Regions from separate parts of the Homo sapiens genome. Here region 1 is linked to region 2. Evidence: chromatin contacts called from ENCODE Hi-C data. All regions are on one chromosome and are shown on one strand. The core of a region is the stretch at or near the end of the contact, and the rest is flanking DNA. Distances in the headings are between cores, read along the strand shown. Region 1 holds the start of HNF1B (HNF1 homeobox B). Region 2 holds the start of LHX1 (LIM homeobox 1).

What was found. A loop is a pair of places that touch in the nucleus more often than their neighbours do. Pooled maps may share reads with other maps.
Region 1: a loop to region 2 is called in a map of posterior cingulate gyrus, with 10 times the contacts of the local background. The contact joins the promoter of HNF1B here to the promoter of LHX1 in region 2. A Hi-C loop is called at or near these places in 3 of 168 maps with a recorded cell type or tissue (B cell, naive thymus-derived CD4-positive, alpha-beta T cell and posterior cingulate gyrus), 3 of 37 single-sample maps with no recorded cell type and 10 of 50 pooled maps.

What each region holds. Positions count from the first base shown.
Region 1 is chr17:37,742,477-37,747,661 of GRCh38, reverse strand. HNF1B (HNF1 homeobox B) reads left to right here and starts at 2,603. Exons shown (of 9, transcript NM_000458.4): 1 at 2,603-3,121. The coding sequence starts at 2,778. RefSeq lists an enhancer at 5,012-5,185.
Region 2 is chr17:36,933,840-36,938,965 of GRCh38, reverse strand. LHX1 (LIM homeobox 1) reads right to left here and starts at 1,491. Exons shown (of 5, transcript NM_005568.5): 1 at 599-1,491. The coding sequence starts at 768. It overlaps LHX1-DT (LHX1 divergent transcript), which reads left to right and starts at 2,305. Exons shown (of 3, transcript NR_135671.1): 1 at 2,305-2,402. RefSeq lists enhancers at 1-498, 1,341-2,184, 2,443-3,357.

The sequences.
Region 1 (5,185 bases), core at 1,354-3,853, 810 kb before region 2:
GCACAAAGTGGCATATTACAAGGTAGGACTAGGAAGGAGCATTACAGGAAGTTGCTAGATATGAATAGCCAGATTACCTGGAAAACATACCTGGACACTCATAGGAAGTTTGTCCTATCCTCTGTGTGAAATTGCCTGCACATTCACATAGTTAGCTGGGGTGTGGGGAAGAATGGGTTTGCTGACACCTGAATTTTGAGAGAGAATGAGGCTTGGGAATCAGATGGGGCACACAGCAGCTGCAACTGCCAATCAAAGTTTTGTTGTTACAACAGAAGTGATTGCTGTTTTTTAAATGGGTTTTCCCAGCTTAACACAGAAACTGATCTTCATTACACTTGATGCTTCTATCCTGATAGCGAGTGAGAGACAGACGAAGAGATTGTTCTTCAGGGACATTTACTCTGAACACTTCATTATCCTTCTTGAGGCAAGCTGGGTAGGCAGAGAATGTTCTTCCATTGGGCAGAATTATGAGAAGCAAAGATTTGCACCTATTACAACAAACTAGAGGGAAAGAAGGTGAAATGAAAAGCCAACATTTTCATGAAGTTATGACTCCCTGTGGCACCCTGAGGAGTAATGGGTGTCTGGAGGCTGAAGGATGGAGAGGTTCCTGAATTTGGGATTTGCTTGTCTCCGGGAAAGAGGGACTGAGATCAGTGTAAACTTTCCTCAGGCTACACGCACACAACCATCCCGCTTCCTTCTGGCTCTCAGCACAAGTGGCCCAGGCACCTGTAGCAGACCCTGTATTTAAGAGGCATCCTAGCTCCTTAACAGCCTGACTTGATAAATTACACCATCAGCCCTTGCACACCTAGGAGATTAGATCCTGCCCCTAGGCAGATGAGAGCTGCTAGACTCTTCCTCCTCCTGCTGAAATTCCTCTCTATCCCTAACCTAACCTTACTTCCTCCTAGATATCTTTCAAGGGTGGGAGAGGAAGGAAAATGTGCTTAGAAACTCCTTTGCAATTTTTCTGCTGATTCTGAAACCCTAGTCCCCCAATCCCTCCAACCCCAGCACTGTATCACCAATTCTGAATACCCTAAGTTTCCAGAGTAACTCAGTTTTACTACTGGGAACTGGCTTCCCGTCTTCTCAGACCAGAAAGTGTTGAACTTTATTATTAGACCAAGCGGTTGCACAAGTGGCCTCAGTCAATATACACAACCCCCAAAAAAAGGTTATCAGTGGTATCCTCTTTTTGCAGATGAGGAAACTGAGGCTCCCAGAAGGGAAGCGTTATGCTCCTCCCCAGAAGCTTTAGGTCTGTGTGTGGTGGAAGCAAAGAAGCCCCTTTCCCTGTTCTTCTACAGGTCAGGTCCTAGCTTGCCGGTTTGGGCGCGCTTCCGCCGCCCTCCCCTCCTGCCCGTCACCAGGGGGGAAGCAGGTGAAACTCCAATAGTGCTGCAAGGCCTATGGCTTCCTACCTGGCCCAGGCCAGAGTGGGAAAAAAAACATCTTTCCCTCAGTAGCTCTGTCGACACCTTCTGTACTAGGAGTGCAAGACTTCTGCCACTGCTGCAGTGACCTCGTCTACAGAGCTCGTCCCCGGCCCAGGGAACCACAGATGTTCTGGAACTACGAATAAACCAGAAATGAGTGGGCCGGGGGGACCCTCGGCTGCAAGTGTCCACCCAGCTGCAGGTCAAGCTTTGCTTTCACTGCCTCACCATCCTAGTGCCTCACCATCCTAGTGCCTCACCATCCTAGTGCCTCACCATTCTGCCTCACCATCCTCCCCCAAGGCGGAGGCGCCTTGACATCCGGGTTTAAACAGGAGAGTGAGGAGCCCCAGGGGTCCAGCTCCCCAGTGGCGTGGCCAGGCTGGGCGCCGGTGCAGCCCAGCTGCTGGGGGAGCTTCACTTTGGCTACTCCCTCTACCCATAAAGTAGTCTCTTTCCAAGAGTTCTCCCGGACTCCTTCACCCTCGCCTACGCTCTCTGGCGGGCAGTTCTGCAAACCCAAACCGCCAGACCAGGCCAGGGAGGTTCTGGGGCCTGGAGGTAGTAACCGAGGTAGAAATAAATGGAGTCCCTCCAGGGCATGCTCACCACACCTAACGCTGCCTCACCTCCCCCGTGGCCTCGGCGCCCCTTCCTAAGTGGTCAGTTTCTCTTCCGCCCTGCGGGCTCTCCTGGCCCACCACCTGCGTCGGCCGGGACGCATCCAGGGTCTCTACTCTTCGCTTCCTCCTGCGTCCCCTTCTTCCACGAGCACCCCAGCTTCCTCTGGCTCTCACCTGAACCCCGAAGCGTAGTGTCTTCTCTCTGGACTAAAGCGGAACTGAGAACCGGTGGAAAAGCCCCGCGCCTAGGCTGCAAGGCACTGGCTTAACAAGTCCAAAGGTTAGGTGAAGTTTGGCTGATAAGCAGAACCAGTAAAAGAAGGTCTCTAGCCCCCCAGCGTGAGTACAATGGACCCTGGCAAAGCCCCGCTCCCGGCCCAGGTCTTCTGCTCTCCAGGTCTGCCCCTCCGGCTCTCCCTCTCTCCGGGTTTCCCCCTCCCCACCATCATTTGCATCCAGCCGAAAGCTGGGCCCTTCCCACTAATTTGCATATCTTATATGGCCTAATGGTGGCGATCATGGCAAGTTAGAAGTTTTCTGACTCCTTTCGGAGGAGCCTCCGGGACCCCGGGGAGTAACAGGTGTCTGGAGGCTGAAGGGTGGAGGGGTTCCTGGATTTGGGGTTTGCTTGTGAAACTCCCCTCCACCCTCCTCTCTCGCACCCACCCACCCCCTCACCCCCTTCTTTTTCCGTCCTTGGAAAATGGTGTCCAAGCTCACGTCGCTCCAGCAAGAACTCCTGAGCGCCCTGCTGAGCTCCGGGGTCACCAAGGAGGTGCTGGTTCAGGCCTTGGAGGAGTTGCTGCCATCCCCGAACTTCGGGGTGAAGCTGGAGACGCTGCCCCTGTCCCCTGGCAGCGGGGCCGAGCCCGACACCAAGCCGGTCTTCCATACTCTCACCAACGGCCACGCCAAGGGCCGCTTGTCCGGCGACGAGGGCTCCGAGGACGGCGACGACTATGACACACCTCCCATCCTCAAGGAGCTGCAGGCGCTCAACACCGAGGAGGCGGCGGAGCAGCGGGCGGAGGTGGACCGGATGCTCAGGTAGGCGCAGAGCGAGGTGGAGGGGACCCACCCGAACCCCTGGAGCCCCGGCCCCGGGCCTGAGTGACACTGCGCCCGACCACACTCGCCAAGCCCGTTTCCCACCAGAGAAGTCCCCCGGGGGGCGCTCTGCTTCTCTCCCAACACCCGGACCCTTCCCAATCCCTTAGCGGGACGACCCTGCGGCCCACCGGGCTTCTTCTCCCCAGGCCCAGGCCAGCGTCCGAGACCCAAGGGCTTTTCCCCGCGGGGCTGGGGCTGGGCCGGGGAGAACTGGAGCTGTGGAGCCCTTTGCCGGGAGGTTTGCCCACGCGACTGAAGGTGCGAGTGGGTGCAGTGAAACCGCTGCGACTTCCCGGGAGCAGAGCCTCGCGCCGCTGCAAGCCCCAGGCCGCGCATTTTTCCTGCGCCCTGCCTCGGGTCTGGAAAGCCGCATGTCGGCCTCGGACACATTGACCTGCATGATGACCTGCAGTTCTTTGCCGAAGGACAGGCGGCATCCGGAGCCGGGATCTGGGAGGCGAGTTCCCTGGTGGGCACTCTTGTTAGCCGCGCCCATGCAAGGCCCGGAATTATCCGGGATCCCCAACGCGGGTTTAGATTTGCAAAGGGCATGTTCCATGCAGGGTCCGGGTGGACACGCGCGGGGCCAAAGAAACCAAGCGCGGTGGTGTGGGGGCGAACGCGTCTCAGACCTCAGTTCGCAGAGGATCTGGTCTCAGTCTGAGAAAGGAGGGCGTTTCCAGACCTCGCTGCCCACCCCCGGCCTCTCCCCGGGAGTTCAGGCCGGCTGGCAGTGTATCCCCAGGGCCGGGATCGTTTGTGGGTCCTCCCCGACCGCCCTAGACTTTGACAGCTGGTTACTAATTATCTAAGGAGCCGAGCGGTTCCCTGAGACAGCACGTCGCTCCCGGGCCACTCCGCTTTAGGACAGAGCCCATCGCGTGGCTTCGGACACTGAAGCGCTGCGATTTCGGGGCTGAGCCTTGGCCGCACGTCCGCAGCGGCGGTTTGGGGTGGGATATGACCTTGCATTTGAATTTGTGCTCCGAGGGCCTGGCGGTTTGCCCTCTAGCCAAAACAATCAGGGGAACTTGTAGATTTTTTTTCCCCAAACACACTTTGGTATAATTCATAGGTTTGAGGTTCTTCCCTCGTCGCTCTCCCGCCCGGAGGTGATTTCTCCCCTACCGGGAGAGAACTCCTGCAAGAGAGTTCCGCGAGGCGGAAGGTGTGAGTCGCGGAGGCTAAGAGGGGTCGAGAGAGTGGCCCCTAGGAGCGGCTGGGGCGCCAGGGCTGCCGGGGAGGTCGCTCAGGACCTGGCGGATGAACCAGGCTCCCACCGCCGGCCACCGGGGGCCACAGGGCCTAGGCCCTCCCACTCGGCCGCAGGCGCCCGCTTTCTAGCGCGGCGCTGGAAGGACCTGGGGCGCCCCTCCGCACCCAGCCCCGCGCCGGGCTGGCCGCAGCTGAGACGTAACATAAACTGCAGCACGTGGAGTTGGGGTGTTATTAATTTATTTCTATAAATCATCAACAGAAAGATACACAAAGAGCCGTGATTAGGTTGAAAAGAGAGGCGGGTTATTCATTGGTGAAGTTGTAAACGCGGCTTAGAGGGGGGAAGGAGATCAAAACGCGGGCGCGGGGCTGCTCGCCGCTCCCAGCGCGCACCCAGCCAGGCGCCCCGTGCGGCCCTGCGGCCTCACCGCTCTGGCGCGGGACGCGGGCTCTGTGAGCGCCCGAGCCGCCCGCGGAGCCCCCGGGTCGCCGACACCCGCAGGCCCGGCCGGCGGAGAGCCAGGCCCGGCCCAGGGTCCTTAGACCCCAGCCCCGCTCTTCCCTCCCCAAAGCCCCAGGCCCCAGCAGGGCAGGGAGAGGGACTGGGGAGCCGGAGACCCTCGCCGAGTTGGAGACGCGGGACAGACCTGGAGGCTTTTTTCTCCCGTCCCGAGCGGGTGCTGCCTTTCCTCCCCCGCTCCCGGGAGCGCCGGACTTGATTAAAGTAATTTTTCAAGAAATCGCTAGCGGTTCCTAGGTCACTGCACAGGGGGCTCCCAAGCC
Region 2 (5,126 bases), core at 242-2,741:
ACAGTGCAGCAGTTTGTCCAGGTCTGCACTCGGAGGCATGTCCGGGTTTGGGGAAGACCCCCGGGCGTGCAGGATCGGCTTTAAGGCCGAGTTCTTTCCTGCCGCTGACAGGGCAGTTGGCCCAGACACTCTACGCAAAAGGCTCGGAGCTTACCGCCAAGACCGCTCGGGGTCGGAAAAGGTAGTGGCCGGGAGGGAGCCTGGGCTCTGCCTGGAGGGCAAACAACCCCGAAGGCCTGGAGAATGCAGTTGCTGCAGAGCTTGGCTCCGGGAAAGACAGCAGTCCGGGCTACAACGCCCGAGGCTGCCCTGTCTCTTCCAAGCTTGAAGGGGCTTCTGGGCCGAGTCAGGCTCAGACCCTTTCTTCCCAGGCACATGCAGCCAAACCCAGACCCATAGTTTCCAGGATGCAAGCAGGGCCGCGTCCCGGGCTCCCAGCGCGCCAGCTGGCGGAGAGGCGGGCGCCCGCGGGACTTGGCTGCCCTCTCTAGAAGCAGTTCCTAACTGGGCAGCGAGGCCACGCTAACCTCTGATCCGAAGCTGGCCGGGAAGGGCCCGCGGGGAGGTAGCAGCAGAGGCGTGGGAGGAAAGTACTCACCGGAAGAAGTCGTTCTTGCAGTAGAGTTTGCCTTCCCTGGAGAAGCACTTCTCGGTCAGGTTGCATTTACATTCACAGCACTGGACGCACTTGACGTGCCAGGCCCTGTCCAGCACGTTCAAGAGAAAGCGGTCCAGGATGGGCCTTTTGCAGCCGGCACAGTGAACCATGGTCTTTGGTTTGGTCTGATGAGGCCCAGAGAGAGAGAGGGGCAAAGTAGAGCCCAGGGGATGACTCCTGAAGACAATCGGCACGAGCTCCCCAGTCTCTCCAAAAAGAGGACACACACTCGGCCGTGCAAGCCAAAACTCGCACCAGGAAATCAAAGTAGGGTGGAGGAAACGAGGCTGATCGGGGCCTGGGGGGGCGTCTCAGTGAAGTGTGCAGCCGGGGAGTCCCGGGGCCCCGGGCTGGAGCGGCGCCGCCTGAGCTCCCGGGGCGAGGAAAAGAAGTCTCAGGCGGGAGAGAATGCGACCCTTCTGCTCAGAGCCCGCGGAGGAGTGAAGGTCAGCGAGAACGGCGGCGGGAACGGAAATAAATAAATAAAAACGGAGAAGAAGAAGACGACGACTCGCCGAGCTCGGGTTGCGAGGAAAGCGCCGCTGAGTTCTCCGGGGCTTGAGGTAGAGCTGTCAGAAGTCAAAGTGCATCTGCTTTTGTCGGGGTATGAGGGCGACTGTGTGCGTGCCAGGCTGCCCACCACTGGGATTTCCCCCCTCTTTTTTTAAAAAAGGGAAGGAAAGAACAAAAGGAGCAGAGAAGCTTTGGATCCTAAACTGCCGGCATCGCGCCGCGGGTCTGGACGCGCCGAGCGCCCGCGCTGGGCCTGGGGGAGGGGGCGAGGGCCGACCGCGGGAGAAGGGAAAGAGGGGAGGGTAGGAGGAAGATCTTGGTGTTGATTGCTGTTGTTGCTTAGGTTTCCCCGCTTTTGGAGAAGTGTTTGTGTCAATCGAAAACAGAGAGGGACAACTCCGTGCGGAGGCAGCCAGGCGCACTCGCTCCTTCCCTACCGCCCCAGCCCAGTCACCTCGGCCCTTGGCCTGCCTGGCGGCCTCCGTGTCCTCAGGGCGACCCTCCCTGCGCCCGGGCTCCTTCGGGAGGCACTACGGGCTGGCTTCTCACCGCGCCTGGCCGTGCATCGTGGCTCCAGTCACAACTCGCGGCCGCCTGGGCGCACAGCCCCGCATCGCTCGGCCCACGCTCTGTCTGCCTCCGTCTAACCCCACAGTCGCTCGACTTTCTCTCCTTTTCCTTTTCCCCTTCTTTTTTTCGTTGTGGTGGCAAATCTGGGTTTCCTTTCTAGCCTCCTTCCTTTTTTTTTTTTTGTTTTTCTTTTGCAGCGGGAGGAGTCGGGGAGGAGGGGGGCAGCTTGGAGAGCTTTAAAAAAAAATGTCCTGGCGCAGCGGCTACAGTAGGCCGGCGGCTGGAACGGCTCGGCGCGGACCGCCGCTGTCGCCGCCCGGGCCGCGGCTCGTTGCTGGCCCTCCCCGGGCGCGTCCCTCAGTCCCTGGTCTCCTGGCCCAGTCGCCGCCCCGGTGCGTCTCTCCCCAGCTCCGGCGGCTTGGTCACTGCTCCTGGCTGTTGGCTGAGCTCTGGAAGCCCCCTCGCCTTAATGCAGCGCCCGCTGACGTCACTGCGGCCTGCGACCAATCAGCGCCTCGCGGTCCCTCTGTAAACCATTCTGCATCCCCCGGCCCGGGAGAGTGCGGGGAGACCGCGTTTAGAGGATCAGTGGCGGCGGCACCCGCGGCCCCGCGCGGCGCGGACGGCGGGCAGCACCGTGCCTGGGCCCCCTCCTGCTCCGGTAAGGCGTGGGTTTCGATGGGAGGGACAGAGAGAGAGCGGGAATAGGCGCAGGCGGAGGCCAGAGTTCTGCTGTAGAGTGGGGGTAGTCCAAGACCGAGCCTTGTGGAAGGTTGGGGTGCAGCCGGGTCCGGAATCCCAGGCGGCTCCCCTGCACTGCTGGGCTTTGCAATTCAGCGGCTGTTGCCATTGTCCCCCCGTACTTTCTTGAGCTGGAAGTTTGTCCCAAGCGCAGCGCACATCTTTGGAGGGGGAGGAGGCTCTTAGCAGCAGAATCTCCCTCCTCCCGTCCCTCTTTCTGTGCCCCCTCCCCCAATCCATCCAAAGTCCACAGGGTCCGGGTCCTGGGCGAGCTGAGTGTCTGTCTCCCGCAGAGCACTCTTGCAAAGTTGATTCGGGCGGTTTCCTGATGGGGGCGGGGAGACCGGAGGCGCGGCGCCGGCGCGGGGGAAGGAGTGGACCGGGAAGCGCCTCGGGTGAGGAGTTGCAACCCTGGCGAGAAAGTTGTGAGAAAACTGTGATCCGGAGACACCTTTTACGTACAAAAACAAACGACTAGGCGGGAAACCGGGGGCTCCAGCGGCGGCTGGGGGTGGTGGTCGTGGCGTTGGGAAGAGGGAAGGAGGAGGGGGGGGTGCCGGGACGCCACGAAGAGGCTGCAGTAGATGGGCGTGCAGTGCATGGGCAGCGTGTGCCGGGATTCCAGTCCTCCCCTGTCCAGGCTTCGGGTTGGCACCGGCTTCCCCAGACAACAGCAAACCACACCCTCCATAGTTCACTCCTCAGGGAACCCGTAACTCCCTAATCCCGCTCTGGCTAGGAACTCGGGACCGCCGCCCCCAGGGGCCTATTTTCCCACACGTGGGGGACAGATCCTGGTCTAGAGTGCCTTCGCCTGGAAGAGTTACTGTAGTTTTTCGGAGCACTCAAGTCAAACCCTAAATTCCGTTTCGACCACACCTGTTCTGGGTGGGCTTAACCAGGATTTCTCCTGAAGTGGAGTCTGAAGGTGGTTGGGCTGGGCGGTCCCACTTTTGCTCCCCGTTTTTGTGCTTCGGGGGAGGGGGTGCTAGGAAGGCTCATTTGGCCCGAGCATGGAAGGCAGTGATAGTGGGCGTCCCTCCGGAGCTGGCTGGTATTGTGGAATTGGCCTTTGGACCCCACTCGCGATGCGCAGACCAGACGGAAGCTGAAACGGGGGAAATGCTCGGGGAAGCGGAGTCGCAGTGAACCTGGGCTGGCAGGGAATCCCGCTGTGCAGATGGAATACCCTCTTCGGACGAACGGGGAAGCTGCTTCAGAGAATCTGGCTTGCGCTCCGTGGAACCGTGGGGTTTTAGGGCTTTGCCAACGCCCCTTTGCTGACTCCGCCCGCACCGCCCAGCAACCTCAAGGCCCACAGGCAGCCCCCCGCCTTGCCGCCGGCGTCACCATGTCATGGAAACCGAAGCCGCGGAGACCCGCAGTGCGACTCGTTGGCGTTCTGCCCTGACCCGTGGGTGCCGGGACCCTAACGCCTTCTCCACACCTTCTTGCACATACACATGTGGGCTCCCCGCTGCGGGCCGGAGGAGCGTAGGGGACTAGTCAGCTCCGGCGCGCCGCCGGCCTCCGCCGGTCGCTCCCAGACCCCGACGCGGGGCAGGGCAGAGGATGGAGAAGGCGGTTCTGCGATCTAGGGGGCGGGCTCCGCGGGCTCGGACTCGGCTTCGCGCTCCTCCTGCGGACCCGGCACTTCCCGGCGGAAGACGACCGGTACTCGGTAGGCTTCTGGCACCCCCGCAAGCGCCAAAAGCCGTGTGGCATGGGGTCCCCACTTCTTCCACCCGGACCCCCAGGCGCCTCCCAGCCTGCTGCGCTGCGTGAGGCCTGCGGGGAGGGGGCCAGTCCAGCCCTGCTGTCCTCACACTCCTCCCCTCCCCGCAGCTGTCCCGGTTCTCGCCGCCAGCGCCCTCGACCCAACCGCCCCTTTCTGGAATCTATAGTGGCCCCAGTCCCGGGTGGCTTGCCTCCGCCCCCGTCCCAGCTGGGCTCCTTCTCATGCAAAGCAGAGGGGTCACGGTGGAGTGTGGGGCGGTCAGTGGGACCTACCGGACGACAGCTGGACCTAGCTGTCGGCCCTTCCCCAACCCAGGGCCTGTCACCTCCCTCTGGTGGGCAGGAGGAGGTTGCTCCATCCATTTAGGGGTGTAAGAACCTTGGGACCTAGGTATAGGGGAAAGAAGGCCCCTCCCCACAGACGGACCAGCGAGGCAGGAGAGTTGAGGATGAGGACAGGACGCTCGCTCTAGGGCGTCAGGCTCCGCTCGTCCTGGTGTCCAGATGGCTCAGTAAACAGGTCCGCAGGAGCCAACCCTGGCGTCTCTGCAAGGGGGGCCAGGAGCGCAACTCAAAGTGCGCCTCTTGGCTCCAGATTCTAGGTTTGGAGTCCAGATTTAACTCCTCCACGGGGACAGCACATTAGACAAATGGTGGGTTTTGTTTTGTTTTCGTTTCCATTGAGCTTTTGTTTTAAAACATAATCGGTCGCAGGGACATGGAGAGAAAATTGACCAGGCTTTCTAAATTCGCCTTCTCCGAAGCCGCTCAGCTCAGCTCTGCATTTAAGCCAGTTCCGTTCAGCGAAGAGCACCAACCTTCCCTCCTCACCTTCCCGGCCACATTTATTGTCTGCATCCTCAACTACGCAAGCGTTTTCCTACCCAATGTCCTCCACAGACCCACA